Regions from separate parts of the Homo sapiens genome. Here regions 2 and 3 are each linked to region 1. A link is a loop called in an ENCODE intact Hi-C map of the cell type or tissue named here. Cell type or tissue: Caco-2. All regions are shown on one strand. Links, peaks and the distances in the headings refer to the core of each region. The heading gives the core; the rest is flanking DNA.

Region 1 (5,822 bases), core at 1,442-3,941:
CACTGATCAAGGAACTCATTTACAGTGAAACAGCTGTGGTATTACGCTCACATCGTAGAATTCATTGTTCTTACCTGGAAGCAGCTAGATTGATGGAATGATGAAATGTCCTATCGAAGGCTCATTTATGGAGCCTGCTGGGAGACAACATCTTGTGAAGTTGGGGTGCTGTCCTATAAGTGGTCAGATCAGTGGTTGATACATGGTGTTGAATACATGGCTCTGGGAACTCAGGATGAGTAATAACCCACTTCAATAATACTGTCTTCTTGTCCCTAAAACATTGCATCTAATGGGCGTGAGGTTCTTGTGCCCAAGGGGGAGATATATTTCTACTAGGAAACACTGAGAATGCCCCTTCAACATTTCAGGTTGTTCACAACACTGATCAAAGGCAGAGCATTGGCTGTTTGTATGGACTGGTATGATTAATTTTGATTATCAAGGAGAAATTGGGATTTTTGCTATCACATGGAAACAACACTGTATCTAGAGCCCATGGGATTCATTGCACTCCCATGTCCAGTAGTAATGGCCAATGAGAAACGGCAGCAACTCAACAAAGATGGAACCACCCGGATCCTGTGGCAAGGAAGGTTTGGCTCACCCCATCAAGTAAGACACCTTAACTGTCAAGATGCTAGGTGAGGGTAAAGAATTATGGAACGAGTGCTGGGAGGAGGAAGTCAGGATTATTAGATTAGAAATGCTTAGATGTGGAGCTGTAGTATGATAGTTATTTATTTTTTTACCTTTCTTTGCTGCCTTGCATCCTGGTGGTGACTAAAGTTACAGTTTAGGGTCCAGGAAGTAATATGACTGAAATACATCATCACTCAGTGATACAGTAGCTGATGAGACTATGTTTTCCCTGTGTTGAGGACCTGAGTTTCTTTGGCTAAGTAAAGTGTTAGAATGGAAGCTGAGTGACAATAGGGTGGCCTGGGATGGTTATTCTTAGATCTGTTCTCTGCCTTTTCCTGTCACGCTCTGCGGCCTGGGAGGCTGCCCTCTACTAGACCTGTTGTTTCATTTGCTTTTCCTTGCACTCTGGCAAGAAACTACTGGCAAGAGGCCAGAGGGCAGGAGGAGAGCCGGGCCAGGGATTTTTATGCCCTCCTCCTCTTTCCTCTCTGCCACACCGCAGATGAGACAGAGGCTCCAGCTCCCAGGCCCAGTGACCTCTCCTGCACAGTTTCAGCTCTTACCAGGCTGGTAACAGCATCCCCTCCCTTTGTCCCTGCAGACCTCCTGTGGTAAGAGCTAATCCCTGACTGTCTCCCCAGCTCTTGTTGGTTCCATTAACCCTGCCCACGCCTCTGTAAATAATCCCTGTATGAAATTCTCTTCAGCTAAACCCTTTGATGGTGCCATCTGTTTCCTACTAAGGCGTCAGTGGATACAGCAGGAAAAATAGCTGAGAAAGGAGAGAGGTATGGAGGTCAGCTATTGTGAAGTGGGGGAACATTTGAGGGCATATGGCTGGCACATACAGGCCAGAATAAGATGCATTTTCACAGGCTGAAATTGGCCAAGACAAAAAGAGTAATCTCTTCTAGTCAGAGCTCATAGTTGTTGTTTTTTTTTGGTATTGTCAGATAGAGAAAGCCTGCAAAGCTGATTGGGATGTGCCCAAGATTGAGAGGTTTTCTGGGTTGCAGGAATTTCAGTTCTAAAACTGGAACAGTCCTAGGCAAACTGGGATAGTTGGTCACCTTAATCTGTGATTATAATCAGGACTTCTGAGTCTTGCCCAGCTGCTCCTGCTGTAGGGACATTCTAGGCAAAAGGACACTGTTCTAGAACCACTTGGCTCCTCCTCTCCACCCTCAATCAATGGCAGACATCACTTATCTCTCAAGGCATACGTTCTCTACATGCAGTCTGAGATCTCTCTTAACACATGGTTCAGGAAGCTGGTATCAACTGTTCAGAGCTAGAATGCCAGACAAGAACCTTGCTAACACCCCTGAATTAGAGTGAATTAGAGCTTTGGCCCCAAACTCAAAAGCAGGGCTAGACCAAGAAGAGCCTCTAGAGCTCTTTTTTTGCCCTTGTTTCCTTGGGTATTGCTGAAGTAAGTAGCAGCGTGGGTGGCCTTTTTAGCTCCTTTGCACTTGGCCAATAATTAGATCCTACTCATCTCCATCTTTCCATCTACTGTAAGAGCTTCAAGGGCTGACATTGTGTTGTAAGAACAGCAGCTCACACCTTCAACATTAACAATCTGCCCGTTTATTATTCCAAGTGCTGTGTACTTTTTAACCATCTATATGTTAAAGATGAGGAGACAGTTAAATGATTTAAGTGACTTTTCCTAGGTCACACATGTAGCAGACCCAGGACTCAAATGCACTCATTCAGGTTCTTAGTACAGCACTTAGTGCCTCTCTCCTAGTTCCCTCGGATACCCTGCACCTGGCTCAGAGCTTGTCAGGTAGTGAGTGCCTGGTTATTAAATATGTGCTTAAAATTGTTAAATGAATACAAATCTTACCAGGAAATATGTCCCTTTTCATGTCTCCTTTTCCATGGACCCTGCTCTGGTTTTGTTAGGCCTTCTAAGCAAAGGCAACCTTTGACTCAGCTGACTAAACCAGCAGCATGAGAACAGAACAGAGCAGAGAGTGGTCCTTTGTCAATGGGCTCAAATCCAGGTTCTATCAGCCTCTTAATCTAGAAGGTGAGAATTTCAATGGTGCTTACCTCCGAAGAGTTGTGCCAAATGAGTCAAGAACTTGGCACACAGTACATACTTACTTTTAGCTTTGATTATTTTAATGGTTATTCTTGCAAATCAATCCAAATGCAGTAAATAGAAGTGCAAAGGGTAGATTTCCAATTCCAGGAGCAATCCCTTTACTTCTCCAGGCTTCTTCCTCTAGCCGAGGGCTCTTTCCTTGAAGTCAGTTTCACCCTGATCTTTTGATGCACCGCCTTTGGGATGAGTGGAGAGAAATGCTTGAGCTCCCCCTAGAGGATGGCGGTGCTCCTAACTTCAAAACCTTCCATGACGTCCCAGGACCCAGGATTAAAATGTTTTCTGATATTTTCTGTTTGTTCCTCCAAATGTTTGTTCCTCCTTCTGTGCTGGGTGTTTTCTGTTTGTCCCTCGGAAATTGCTTTTTACCCCCTTTTTACTCTCTTCTGGGCTACAGGGTGCTGACTTGTATAGATAGACTCCCTTTCTCTCCAACTTCCAGTTTGATATTAACCAATGGAAGTCATCAATATTGAAGAAGAGGAGAGAGGTTGGGGTATTATTTCCCCAGGCCCCTCCAAGCCAGGCTGCTAAGAGTAGGCAAGATCCCTCTACTAAAGGCCATGGCTTCTATCATGCAGACTTTCAGACTCTAAGATCTCTGGTTCCTTGGTGTTGGCTCCCCTGCTTCCCTCTTCAGACCTAGGGACAGAAATGACTTCCTGCTGTTGCTAGCCCATAGCACAGCACCATCCCAGTTTGCTTTCTCTTAATCCTAACTACACCTTGGTAAATGGTCCCTTTATTAGCTCTCCTCAACTACCCTGTTTGAGAGTGTCATCTGTTTCCTGCCAACCACTACATGCTGTGTCTAAATTCCTTAACAGTTTCATCTTTCCTCCACCTCCCCAGTACCCTGTGCTTCAATAAACACTACTTACAATCTCTGTAATATAATCCTGCTGCTTTGTGGCCCATGATTCTCCCATTAATTCTTATATCCGCAGTGTCCTTGCATTTTCCCTATCCTCTTCACAACCCGCTCTCCACCCTGGCCCTCATACAATGTCAATCCCCTTTCCTCATTAAAGGCTTCAATTCAAAGGCCATGTCTTCTATTCAGTCCTTCCTGATCTCCTTTGGCACACATTTTTTTTCCCATTTCACTGACATCCATGCCTTTTCTGTCCTATTGAGTAGCAGTCTTACATTTGGGTTGGATTCACCTTTTCTCTAGTGTCTATGGAGGGTCTGGGATAGTTTAACTATGTTCCATTAACTGGATTAATACAGGCCTAATCCAACCAATACATGATATTTCCCTGGCAATAGGGAAATGGCCAACACTTCTTCGTGGGTGTTCTACTCAGCGGGAGACTGCAGGGCTTTGTTCTGTGGTTGGTATCCATGCTCTCCCCTTCAGAAGTGAGCAGGGAGCAGAGAGTTGCACCCGCTGATTGTAGGCATCTGGTGACCAAGAGGAATGTCAATCTGAGGAAGAAACTAGCATGGAGAGAGGGCAGAATCAGGAGGATCACTAGCAAACAGAACCGGGGCCTTGATCAGACTGTGCCCAAAGCTGTTATTATGCAAGCCGGCTTGAGATGTTTTTTTTTTTGTTACACCAGCTAAAAATATATGTGACATTTATGTTAACAAAAAAGCAACATTCATAGAGTGCAATTAGAAGACAACTTCATCCTTTTCTTCTTCTGCCCATTCAAACTCACATAAAGGGTTACTTCTTCCTCTGCCTCTGGATAAAACCTTGGTGGGGTCCAAGGGGGAGGGAAGGTCCTATCCTTATCTATTCTTCTGCTGAGGATAAAATGTCTTCCAGTCACCTCTAATTACAAAACAGTTTTATTTCAGTAATTAAAATATCCATTTCTATGTCATAGTCAAACCTCTGAAATTCATTTAACATGAAAACTTTTCTCTCCTGACTCCAGCCACTAAAAGCTACAGTGGGTGTTGGGTAGAGGAGGAGAATGTTCCTATTTCCTCATCTAACATGGGGAATAGTGGCTTTTTACCTATTTCCCCTCTTCTTCACTTACTGAGAGGTCTCTGGCTCCTCCTGGATTAAAGCAGAGGAAGGAGGAGAAATATGAGGTAAGTTAGGGTCTTATTCATGTGGACACTGCAATGTAATATGATGATGGTTCCCTCTCTTTGCATGTTTAAAAGCACCTCTCCCTGGGTTTGAGTCCCAGAGAGAACTGTTCCCATGGGCACTTCTGTGGGTTCTCTGAGGACCTCATTGGGCACATTCAGCTGTGTTATTTATGATGTGGACAATGTACTTTTCTCTCTCTGTCATTTTTATTCCTTTCTCAGCTCCTGGGGCCCTGACAACCCATCTTCCTGTTGGGTTTATGGCATCCTTTTGGGTTTTCCCGGGCTGCAGGCCTGCACTCTTTTTCTCCCATGCAGCTCACATCCAGTCCTGGAGATACACTCATGCATCTTTGTCCCCATCGTCACTGGAAGAACAGTCTGTTCCAAGAGCTGTCTGGTCTTTTCTCTCTGCCCTCAGAGCAGCCAGCCAGCCGCATCCTCTTGCCTTTTGATTTCACAGGCATGAGCTGCATGGCTGTCACTGTGCTGGAGGTATTTATCTCAAATATAGTCTAATCTCCTCTTAGCAGGCTTGAGGGAAGAGAGAGATAAGTCCCACCCTTCCCCCATAGGCGTGGGAAGTAGGCCTGAGACACAAACACACTGACATACTCTCCATTATTTCCAAACTCACCTTTGAGATGGATGTTTGCTGAGAGCCACAAAACTGGTTTGTTGCTCCCTCCGTGAAAGTCCTGTTTAGGTATTCTAGCCCTTCCCATAGAACAAAGAGTACTGACCATCTAATGTGTGGAGGCCTTAGCAGAAACAGACAGAAAAAGCAGACAGAGTCCCACTGTAGCATCCTAACCTACATGCATACTTTACCCCAGGTGGAATTCACTGCTGTAGAGATGGATCCTGTATAGATGTTCATCAAAGTACTGGCAGCATGTTGATGCACTTGACTTTAAAAGTCAGGGACTAAGTCAGGTGAACAAAACTAGGAACTCACGGACCAAATCCAACTGGTTAGAGAGGCAAGTGATTTATTCTCCGG
Region 2 (5,822 bases), core at 1,809-4,308, 230 kb before region 1:
AGAATTATAACTTAACCTGAACCTTCATGTGTTTCTAAAATGTGCAGAGGCAGATGAGAAAAAGCCTGGACTCCACATGTGACCATAGTAAATATTTCCACATGTAAAATAGTAGTGTCAGACATCTGTCTGGGTGTAGTGAGATAGTAATCAGCCTGGCGTGTGGTGGGGGTGGGAATTTCTCTCTCATTGGAAAGTAGTAGGTGATAGTGGTTGTCTTAGTCCACTCTCACACTGCTATAAAGAACTGCTTGAGACTGGGTAATTTATAAAGAAAAGAGGTTTAATTGACTCACAGTTCTGCATGGCTGGGGAGACCTCAGGAAACTTACAATCATGGTGGAAGGGGAAGCAGGCACATCTTACATGATGGCAGGCAAGAGAGAGAAGTGCAAGCAGGGGAAATGCCAGAAGTTTACAAAACTCTCAGGTTTCATGAGCACTCATTCACTATCATGAGAACAGCATGGGGGAACCACCCCCCAGGGTCCAATCACCTCCCTCCCTGGACATGTGGGGATTACAATTCAAGACGAGATATTGGTAGGAACACAGCAACCAACCATATCAGTGGTAGACAAAACAGAAGAGATTAAATAATAGAGAGCTTTATGTCAGGCAAGAAATTTGACCTAGATGCAGCAAGCATTCAGAAACCACCCAGCGTTGGAGTAAAGGAAAAGATAATCCAACCCCATAGAGAGGGACTAGAAGGGTAGAGGCCATGCAAATGAGATAAGCAAGGTGAAGCCCTGTATTAGGGATGGCACTAGGACATTAAGAAAGAAACCAAAGACTGATATGTGTTCAATGCAAAAGACAAAGGTGATCCTGGAGATTAGAGCGACCTGTATGTTGATGGTGTTATTGACTAAGAAAGCTAATCTGTCTGACTGTTGAGCATGTATTTGAGAGTCAACAGGGGTGCAATTAATAATATTTGTAAAATGGCTTTGTAAAATACCTTTGATAAAATATTTGTAAAGTGACTTTGATAATAATTGTAAAATGCTTTACTGAAAGCAGGCTATGTCCTAATTCAGGATAGTTTCTTTCAGTTGGAGACAAAAGAATGATTTATAAATGATTCATTTGAATCCTTCATAAAATGTCTTACTTCCCACTGTATCTTTAAAATACAATCCTAGGGCATATGTCCAGAGTTTTAAAATTTGAAAATTGCAATTGTTTGGACACTGTAGAAACAAGACCAAGGATCCAGGCACCCTGGAAAGAACTGTATTCCCAAGGATTCCTTACAAAGGAAAGATGGGACTCCATCTCCTGCCTTTCTCTTACACTTGTCTTAGAAACCCTCAGTCTAAAACTTCTTTATTCCTGTTGGGATCTCCAAGCAACTGACAGTCGCTATCACTTTCGTATTGTCTCCTTACCTATATCACTACACTTCTCTCCTTACAAAAATTACTTGTTTAAATATACCCTCAACTCCCTTGCCCTACTCCTCCTCATCTGATCATTGACTTCAAGAATTAATATGCTCAGGCCTTATGGATATGGGGCCTCTGCACTTATCATCCTACATTTCTGGGGAGCCCTTATTATAATCACCATCGAAAGGAGTTTTAACATTGTGAAAATTGAGCCTCAAAGAAACTGAGTAAGGTCACACGTGGATGGCAGCATATGGATTCAAATCTAGTTCTTCTGGTACAAATTTAATGTTTGTAAAAGGGCCTGATTCTTCTCAAAATATGCAGGTAGAAAAAGAAAAGGACCTACTATAGAATGTCCTTACAAGAAATAAAAGAAGGAAAAGGAACAAGATAGGAAAGGATACCACTATCTTTAAAGAGTAAATATACAGAGAAAATAAAAATAATTTTAAGGTAAAATAATAAAGTATAAGCTAGATAAATAAATGCTAAAAAGATATAAAGGCAAGAGGTACTCAGAGTGACATAAGATTGTTTTTAATCTATTATGTGTTAACACAGAATCCAAAAATTATATCGTATTCTGCTATACCATTAGGAGTATTTCCTGAGGTTCAAAAATTAAAATAAATGATAAAATGTTTTAAATCTGGAAATTTAATAGTTTCCATATATTTAGAAATTGGGTTTGATCATGTTTTCTTCTAGGAGTGCCAAATGCTGTGTTTTCCCTCTCTACTTCAGTAAACAGGTCGTTTCTTAGTGCTTACCTCAGGGTACAACCATCATTATCTCACAGCTTAGTCTGAAGTTCAACAACTGAAACTCAGGGAATCGTCCACATAAATGAATGTTTAGCTCGTACAGCACTACAGAAAACAAAGTGCTTCTTTCTAATGGATGAATCATAACATAATGTGGACCTTCTCAAAAAAGAGCTTGACTCCTTTTTAATGTGCAGTTCTCTAATAATTTCATAAGCACTAAAGATTTCAGTCAATTTGGATTTTGGAGAATAAATAATTCACAATACAGTTCTTCACTGGAATGTGACTCTATTTCAGTGGTCCTCCTTCTTGACCAGGCATCAGAATCACTTGTAACGCTTTACAAAAACACTTGCTGAATCAGAACCTCTGAAGGTGCAGCCTGGGCTTATTTGTCTGAAAAAAGACTGCAAATAATTGTAATGCACAAGCAAGACTGAGAATTCAGATGTAAGGAATCCATAAATAGTTCTTTGATGAGATTTCCCTGAGGAGAGTTAGTTAGAATATTGCCATACAGACTTAAAAAAAAATTCAGCGTTCTTGATAAGGAGAACTTGACACTAAGAAGAGCTACCTCAATTTTATTGCTCCACAAAACAGCTGTCATTCCACAATCTGTACACCTCCAGGCTATCCCACTTTCAGCAGCTGCAATAAATTCCAAGCATATTTCCAATGCAAACTGACCCAGCCTTTGAATCCAAATGTCTTCAACCCTCTCCTAAAGTTTAACCATAAATGTTCACTTCGGTTCAACTTTCCATTTGTCTTATATTAGTCAGCTGGTATGGTTTAAACATTTATAGATAGAAAAGCTCAGATATGGTCCAAGTTTTATCGTAATCAAATGTTAACTGGGTTGTGCATGCTACCTAGTATTTGACTACTGTGGACATTTAAGAGTAATTACTGTCAATGAATCTTGGCTTTTTTTTTTCCTTTAGAAAACGATTACTAGACACTGTGCTATGTTCTGGGACACAACCACACCCTTAATTTGCTAATATTCTAATAGAAAAGCATTTGCTTGACAACTGTTTATTGAATGGATGCAAAGATGCATAAGATATAATCTCTGCATTCTGAGACATTACCGTCTATGTGAAGAGGCAGATTTTTGAACAAAAATTTCCTCTACAATTTGGTGTCATGAAAAACTAGAGTCATTAAAAAATAATTACAAAGGAAAATAAATATATATGAGGAAAGTCAGTGTAGGCCTTACAGAGAAAGTGGCATCTAAACTGGAAGAATGAATGGAAAGAATATTACAAACAGAAATATGCAAATCTCATAAACAAGCAAACCATAACACATTCAGGGAAAAGTGAGAACTATGTGGAATATTTAGCACAAGGCTCACTGACTCTCTCTGTTACCACCCTTGTCATCATTCTTAATAATTTCAACAGACCAGTAGATATCTGTCTAATTGCCTGGGCCTCTAGGCTTTCCATTTCCAACAACCATTTCCTTAATTATTCCAAGCTCCCACTCCTACCATTCTATCCTTGTCATTACAATAACTGCGTACACCTCTGAAATCTCAAGTTTAAGTTTTTCAAGCATTGTTTCCTGAAATACCACCTCCTACCATTCCTGTACACTTGCCTTAGGAACCCTCCCTCTAAAACTTCTTCATTCCTGTTGAGATCTCCTAGCAATTAACAATCCCTAGCACTTCTTCATTGTCTCCTTACTTGCATCACCTCACTTCCCTCCTTACACCAATTACCCACTTACAAATACCCTCAACTCCCTCATGCTACTCCTCATTTGATCAAAGCCCTGACTAAACTCAACTCTCTACCTATTCCATGCCCAAACACTGTCAATTGAACATAACTGGAGAAAAACTCCAAAACATGCCAACTAATCCTACTTTACTTTTATGACCACTGATGTCAGAAGAAATCATTCTCTTCCCAGAGCCTTAGCTATTGTTCTTCCTTTTGCTTAGACTGGTTTCCCCTCAGATATTCACATGGCTTGCTACCTTGACTTATTCAAGTCTTTGCTAACGTGTCACCTTTTTTCATTTTTTCATTTTTTTTTTGAGACGGAGTCTTGCTCTGTCGCCCAGGCTGGAGTGCAGTGGCGTGATCTCGGCTCACTGCAGGCTACACCTCCCAGGTTCACGCCATTCTCCTGCCTCAGCCTCCGGAGTAGCTGGGACTAGAGGTGCCCGCCACCACGCCTGGCTAATTTTTTGTATTTTTAGTAGAGATGGGGTTTCACCATGTTAGTCAGCATGGTCTCAATCTCCTGACCTCGTGATCAGCCGGCCTCGGCCTCCCAAAGTGCTGGGATTACAGGCGTGAGCCACTGTGCCTGGCCAATGTGTCACCTTTTTAAAGAGGACTTCCCAGGACTATCTTGTCTAATGGAGCCCCATCTACCCTAGCCTGTCTCTCTCTACCCATTAACTCTGCTTTATTTTTCTTTATACAACTTATCATGAAACTTTGTTTATCTTTGTCACCTCCACTAGACTGTAAGCACCCTGAGGGCAACAATGGTGTTTGTCATGTTTACTACTATATGTCCATGTGGCTGGCACATAGTAAGGGTGATGGTTAATTTTATATGTCAACTTGATTGGATCACGTGTTGCCCAGATATTTCATTAAACTTTATTCTGGGCATGTCTGTGAAGGCTTTCTGGATGGGATTAGCATTTTAATCAGATTGAGTAAAGCAGATTGCTATCCCATATGTAGATGGGGCTCATCCAGTCTGCTAAAGTCCTAAGTAGAACAAACAGGCAAAGCGAGGGAGAATTGCTCTCTCCGTCCTACCGTCTTCAAGCTAAGACATCATATTCTCCTGCCCCTGGGCTTAGGCACAGACTAAAACTTACATCACCAGCTCTCCCGAGTCTCCAGCTTGCTCACTATAGATCCTAGGACTTGTTAGCCACTATAACTATACGAGCAAATTACTTATAATAAATCTAGATAAATAGATAGAGAGTGACAGAGATAGAATAGATTTAAGTATATATGTAAATCTGTATCTACTGTACTGGAGATAAGAGTCTCCTTCAGGGTGCACATAAGTTTTCAGATTATTTATGCAGTGCTTGATCTGGGAGTCCAAATCCTTGAGCTCATCCTTTTCTTTCACCACTTTGTCCAGTGACATCAGTAGCAAACAGCCAATCTCATTATCTTTGTTAGTTTTCGAAAATATTTGAAAGTATCATACATACAGTTACCTATTCTTTGCTCTATCTATCTATCTATCTATCTATCTACCTATCTATCTTATCTTTCTATATGCCTGAGTTCTCCAGGGTAACAGAACTAATAGAATATATAATATATATAATATTTTGGTAACAAGAGTGTTTCTAAAGGAATAGAATTTTAAGGATGAGTTTTCTGAATTGCTTCTGGGGTTTCTGGAATTGGTTCTCTAATCGGATTAGGTTTGAAAATGCTAAGGACTCTGTTTCTAGCAATAAAATAGAGCACTGATAGCCCATGGTGTGATCTGGCAATGGATATATACAAGATATCTCCAATGGATCCTCCTAATCAACCACTTATAAGAAGCAAAGAATAGGGAACTGTACTTATGATACTTTCAAATATTTTTGGAAAACTAACAAATATGAGGTTGGCTGATTGCTCCTAACATCACTAGACAAAGT
Region 3 (5,822 bases), core at 1,809-4,308, 110 kb before region 1:
AAAAAAATGAGTGGAGAAGGGAAATCAGAAATATTGGGGGTGTCGATATTGGATTTCTGTCAAGTATGGAGGAGCAACCCAAGACATTTCTTAAGCAAAACCACAAAAATGATAGGCTATCCTTATGATGGGTAACACTTTTTGTGCCATATTGGCTATTAGCACTTGAAAATATTAAAATAAGTTAATATTTTAACAAGTTTATCCTATTTTACAGCCAAAGAACCCTCAGGACAAAAAAGTTAAGCAGTTTACCCAGAGTCTCACTCTGGCTCCAGTCTTATTCTGGCTTCAGAGACCATGCTTTAACCACTGCATTGTATGTTACCTGTTACAAAAGTTCAGTTCACATAGCTTGTAAAAGAGTTGCACTATGAAGAAAGAGGTAGCTGTGTTCCCTCTTCTCTATAGTAATTTTTGATAGGGGAAAAAATTTTTGGAATTACATGGTGAAAAAAATTTTGGTTTAAGGTTCTGCTTATCAATTTGTTCTTTATTTAAAAAACATACCCTGGCCAGGTATGGTGGCTCACACCTGTAATCCTAGCATTTTGGGAGGCTGAGGTGGGAGGATCGTTTGAACCCAGGAATTTGAGACCAGCCTGGGCAACATTAAAAAAGAAAAAAATGAGCCAGGAGTGGTGGCACATGCCTGTGGTTCCAGCTACTCAGGAGGCTGAGGTGGGAGGATCGCTTGAGTGTGGGAGGATCGCTTGAGTGTGGGAGGATCGCCTGAGTCAAGGCTGGCAGTGATCCATGTGTGATCCCACAAAAGAGTGAGACCCTGTCTCAAGAACAAAAAGAGTGCCCTATTCAAGAAATTGTATTTATGTGATTCCTGTTTGTCTTGCCCATTTATCACTTGTTTTCTAACAATATGTTTTGAAGAATATCATATGCATACTGGTCAATAGGAAGTGTTTTGACCAGATATAATTTTCATATTAAAAACTTCCCAGTGGTTCTGATTAACCATCCTAACTCCTAAAGAAATTGGAACTGTAAATTTCAAAGTGAACTGGAATTGAGGCTTGTAACTTCATATTTTTGGCTCCGTTAGAGAAAGCATCTGTCTTACAGTCCTCAGAATCCAAGAATGCACTTTTATACCAAAATAACCTGCTTATAACATCCTAACTGCATAAAATTACCTTCACAGTTTTTTTTTCTTCTGTATCTTTGTTGTTTTCCTGCATTGACTTTCTTATTCATATTCTGAATCACATTCCTTGATCCTTATATTTTTACACTAGCTTTTGGTATATCTTTCATCTCATTGTGGTCCTATGTTATATTTTATACTGGATGGTAGGGTTTCTGGTATACAGGCCTCCAGCCCTAGGATCATGTTTGTTATTCAGAGTTCTACATTAAAAAAGGAATTCATTTTTATAAATGAATTCATAAAAATTAAAGGCAGGTGCCAAGTGGTATTCTGTAAGAGGCATGGCTTCATGGACTTGTAAAGGGCAAGAAAGCAAATGAGACACTAAGCTTTTAAGTGGTGGTTGCTGAAATTAGGTCCAGGAGTTTCTCCTGAGCTTTAGGTTTGAAAGCCCAAAACACACAAAACCCACAGTGTTTAACTGGTTGCTTGTCAGTCTCCCCCACCAAACTATGAGCTCTTTGAGGGCAAGTGGTAGGGAAAGGCATCCTGAGTCATTTCCCTTTGTATGTCTAGTGCACAGTGACGTAGTAGGCATTTGGGAAAGAATGTGTAAGTTTGACTTTAGAACAGTGTCTCTTAAATTTGCAGTTAGGGACGGGATTGCCTCCTCTTTTGAAATTGAGAAAATCATGAGAATATTAGATTGTTTCCCAAGAAGAATAAACATAAACATAAATTTTTATGTACTTTCTTGGTCTGCACATTTTCCGGTGTCCCTCACTTAGAAAAGTCAGTTTGGCTGCTGCTATAGGTCCACCATGATACAGACTGTGTTACTCCGTTTGCGCACTGCTATAAAGAAATACCTGAGGCAGGGTAATTTATAAAGAAAAGAGGTTTAATTGGCCTCATGGTTCTGCAAGGCTGTACAGGAAGCATGGCATCAGCATCTGCTTGGCTTCTGGTGAGTCCTCAGGGAGATTTTACTCATGGCAGAAGGTAAAGTGGAAGCAGGCACATCATATGGTGAGAGAGGGAGCAAGAGAAACAAGGGGGAGGTCCCAGACTCTTTTAAACAGCCAGATCTCATGTGAACTAACTGAGCAAGAACTCACTTATCACCAAGGGGATGGTGCTAAACTGTCCATGAGAAATCTTCCCCCATGATCTAATCACCTCCCACTAGACCCCACCTCCAACATTTGGAATCACATTTCAGCATGAAATTTGGAGGGAACAGACATCCAAACCATATTATTCCACCCCTGCCCCCACCAAATCTCGTGTCTTTCTCACATTTCAAAATACAATCATGCTTTCTCAACAGTGTCCCAAAGTTTTAACTAATACCAGTATTAATTCAAAAGTTCAAAGTCCAAAATCTCATCTGGAGATGAGTTCCTTCCATTTATGAGCCTGTGAGATCAAAAACAAGCTATTTACTCCAAGATGCAGTTGTGGTACAGGCATTGGTTTTACCTTCCCATTTCAAAAGGGAAAAATCAGCCAAAAGAAAGGAGTGGTAGACCACACAAGTCTGAAACCCAACAGGACAGTCATTAGAGTTCCAAAACAATCTTCTTTGACTGCATATTCTGCATCTAGGGCACACTGATACAAAGGGCGATGTCCCAAGACCTTGGGCAGCTCCGCCTCTGTGGCTTTATAAGGTAGGTGCAGCCCCTGTGGCTACTCTTAGGTTGTAGTTGAGTGATTGAGGCTTTCTAGGCTTAGGATGCAAACTGCCAGTGGCTCTACTGTTCTAGGATCTAGAAAACAATGGCCCCCTTCCCACAGCTCCACTAAGCAGTGCCCTAGTGGGGGGACTTTGTGGGTGCTCCAACCCTACAATTCCCCTTGGCACTGCCCTAGTGGAGTTTCACTATGGGGGCTCTGCCCCTAGGCGGGCTTCTCTTGTGGCACCAAGCCTTTCTGATATTTCCTTTGAAATCTAGGGGAAAACTGCCAAGCCTCCTCCACACTTGAATTCTGAGTATCTGCAAATTTAATACCACATAGGAACTACCAAGGCTTACGGCTTGCACCCTCCAGAGCTGTGGCCCAAGCTGTTCCTGGGCCCCTTTGAGCAGAGGCTGGAGCCAGAGCAGCCAGGATGCAGGGAGCAGTCTCCTGAAGCTGAGCAGGACAGCTGCACCCTGGGCCTAGCCCTTGAAAGCATTCTTTCCGCCTAGGCTGCTGGGCCTGTGATGGGAGGGGCTATCCCAAAGATCTCTGAAATGCCTTCGAGGCCTTTTTCTCATTGCCTTATCTATTAGCACTCAGCTCTCTTTTAGTCATGCTAATCTCTCTAGAAAGTGATTGCACCACAGCCCACTTGTTTTCCTTCTCTACCACAGGTCCAGGCTGCACATTTTCCAGACTTTACCCTCTGCTTTGCTTTTAATTATAAGTTCCAACTTCAGGTCATTCCTTTGCTCCTGCTAATAGTAGGCTGTTGAATCAGCCATGCCTGTTCTTGAATGTTTTGCTGCTGAGAACCGTCTTGTGCTAGATACCCTAGGTCATTACTCTTAAGTTCAAACTTCCACAGATCCCTCAGGCATGGACACAATACAGCCAAGTTCTTTGCTAAGGCCTAACAAGGGTGACCCTTGTTCCAGTTCCCAGTAAGTTTCTCATTTCCATCTGAGAACTTGTCAGCTTGGACTTCAGTGTTTATATCTCTATCAGCATTTTGGTCAGAACCGTTTAACCAGTCTTTAAGAAGTTTCCAGACTTTCCCTCATTTCCCTGTCTTCTTCTAAGCCCTCCAAACTCTTCCAGCCTCTGCCTGTTACCCAGCTACAAAGCCGCTTCCACTTTTTAAGGTATCTTTATAGCAGTGCCCCACACCTCAGTACCAATTTTCTGTGTGTGTTCATTTTTGTGTTGTTATAAAGAAATACTTGAGACTGGGTAATTTATAAAGAAAAGAGATTTAATGGGCTCACAATTCTGCGGGCTATACAGGTAGCATGGCACTGGCATCTGCCTGGCTTCTAGGGATGTCTCAGAGTGCTTTTACTCATGGCAGAAGGTGAAGCAGGAGCAGGCACGTTACATGATGAGAGTGAGAGTGAGAGAAGGAGGAGTTCCCAGACTCTTAACCAGATCTGGCATGAACTACTGAGCAAGAACTCTCTTATTACCAAGGGGATGATGCTGAACCATTCATGAAGGATTCGCCCCCATGATCCAATTACCCCACTAGACCCCACCTCCAACATTTGTAATCACATTTCAACGTGAGATTTGGAAGGGATAAACATCCTTACTATATCACAGACATACATACATGTACATGTAATATAAACACATACAGACACACATATACATATGATATATACACAAATACAAAATTTCTAGTACAGAATTTGATAAGACTGTAGTATGTGCTGTGTGTTAGCTGTGATTGTCGGTTAAATCTACATCCAACATTCCAGTAAATTCCCCCCACTTTATTCCTAAATTGGGACATAATTTTATTAGTGCCTGCAATTGGGATGCTACATTTTCTTGTAAAATATTAAGGTCTTAATATAAGTGACATTTTATTTCATTGTATGTTCTTTTCAAATATAAAGACAGTACTTCTGAGCTGTTATCTACTCATAGATCAAATATAGACTTTTATTTCTCCAAACAATGATGGAGTCAGACCCCAAAAGCATGTAATTCTGAGGCTACTTTTGATGTGTTTTGGTTATATTTTCTCTTTGTGAAGTTAACTGGGCCATAAGAAGATCAATTCCATGCATGACCTTGGCCTCATTGCCACTACACTACAATTAACTGAGCCAATTAGGCAGAAGAGTTCTCATTATATTTTCTTATAAGTTATTCCTAGTAATTTGATATCATTATTTATATTTTTAAAACTAGGACCAGTAATTTCTTTGCCAGTTCCACCAGCTTAGCTATATCTCATACTTTACTTTCTCCCTCCTTACAGTAGAAGCCTCCTCCTGCATCTGTATTAGACAAACATTGCAGCCCTGAATTGCATGGCCTCTGGCCCCTTCGAAGGCTTACCTGTGGTATTACCCTTCATCTCCTGTATCATCAGTGTTGTCTTCTCCACTTGATCATTGTCATTAAGTCACTTGTCTTAATGTCTGTCACCTACTTTTAAAAAAAAAAATGCAAATAAAACCCATTTGAACTCATCTTCACTGATTTATTTCTGCCCACTGGATCACACTCTTGGAAAAAGTTAGCTATGCTTACTGTTGCCACTTGCTCATTCCCACTGTCCGTTCAGCTCTTTTCTAATCAGACTTTCTTCCACACCGTTGCACTGGAATATTCCTTACAAGGTCATCAGCCTCTATCTAGTGAAAGAAAGTGTTCCATTCTCTGGTCTGTCACTCATCCTTTTAACATCATTTGTCATGGTCAGCCACATCACCTTTTTAAAACCTCTTTTCGTCTCTGGGCTTCTGTGGTACTACCTGAACATGTTTTGTTTTGTTCCCCACTCCCCTGCCTTCCTTGCCTCCCTCACTGGCTGTTTCTTCTTAGGTGCCTTGGGCTCCTCTTGCCCTATTTGAACATCAGTGTTGGGTGCTCCAACGCTGTAGCCTCAGCCTAGCTCCCTTCTTGTCTACTTTAACTTTCTGAGAGCTCTCATTGGGCTTGTGGCTCCAGAATCATCTGTATATTGATGACTCTGGCTCAGACTTCTCCTTGAGTTCTCAATATGGATAGCCAGCTG

Evidence for each region. Peaks named below come from ENCODE experiments on the same cell type or tissue, not always from the same donor. Only the 100,000 strongest peaks of a DNase experiment are listed, where the experiment ranks them.
Region 2: a loop joins it to region 1, with 2.2 times the contacts of the local background. A loop is called at or near these places in 2 of 110 quality-filtered maps.
Region 3: a loop joins it to region 1, with 2.7 times the contacts of the local background. A loop is called at or near these places in 3 of 110 quality-filtered maps.

The regions. Positions count from the first base shown.
Region 1 is chr12:89,540,272-89,546,093 of GRCh38, reverse strand. POC1B-AS1 (POC1B antisense RNA 1) reads right to left here. Exons shown (of 2, transcript NR_146294.1): 2 at 4,552-5,822. Among named protein-coding and RNA genes, the nearest start is that of POC1B-GALNT4, 17 kb to the right of the region's middle. RefSeq lists a silencer at 910-979. In Caco-2, for the core only: a CTCF peak has its summit at 2,982 (motif pointing left); a DNase peak (open chromatin) is centred at 2,953.
Region 2 is chr12:89,772,570-89,778,391 of GRCh38, reverse strand. The region is part of intron 2 of LOC107984543 (a long non-coding RNA gene); the gene reads right to left. Among named protein-coding and RNA genes, the nearest start is that of ATP2B1-AS1, 67 kb to the right of the region's middle. In Caco-2, for the core only: no CTCF peak of the experiment used is centred there; a DNase peak (open chromatin) is centred at 2,801.
Region 3 is chr12:89,646,259-89,652,080 of GRCh38, reverse strand. The region is part of intron 2 of ATP2B1 (ATPase plasma membrane Ca2+ transporting 1); the gene reads left to right. Among named protein-coding and RNA genes, the nearest start is that of ATP2B1, 60 kb to the left of the region's middle. In Caco-2, for the core only: no CTCF peak of the experiment used is centred there; a DNase peak (open chromatin) is centred at 3,300.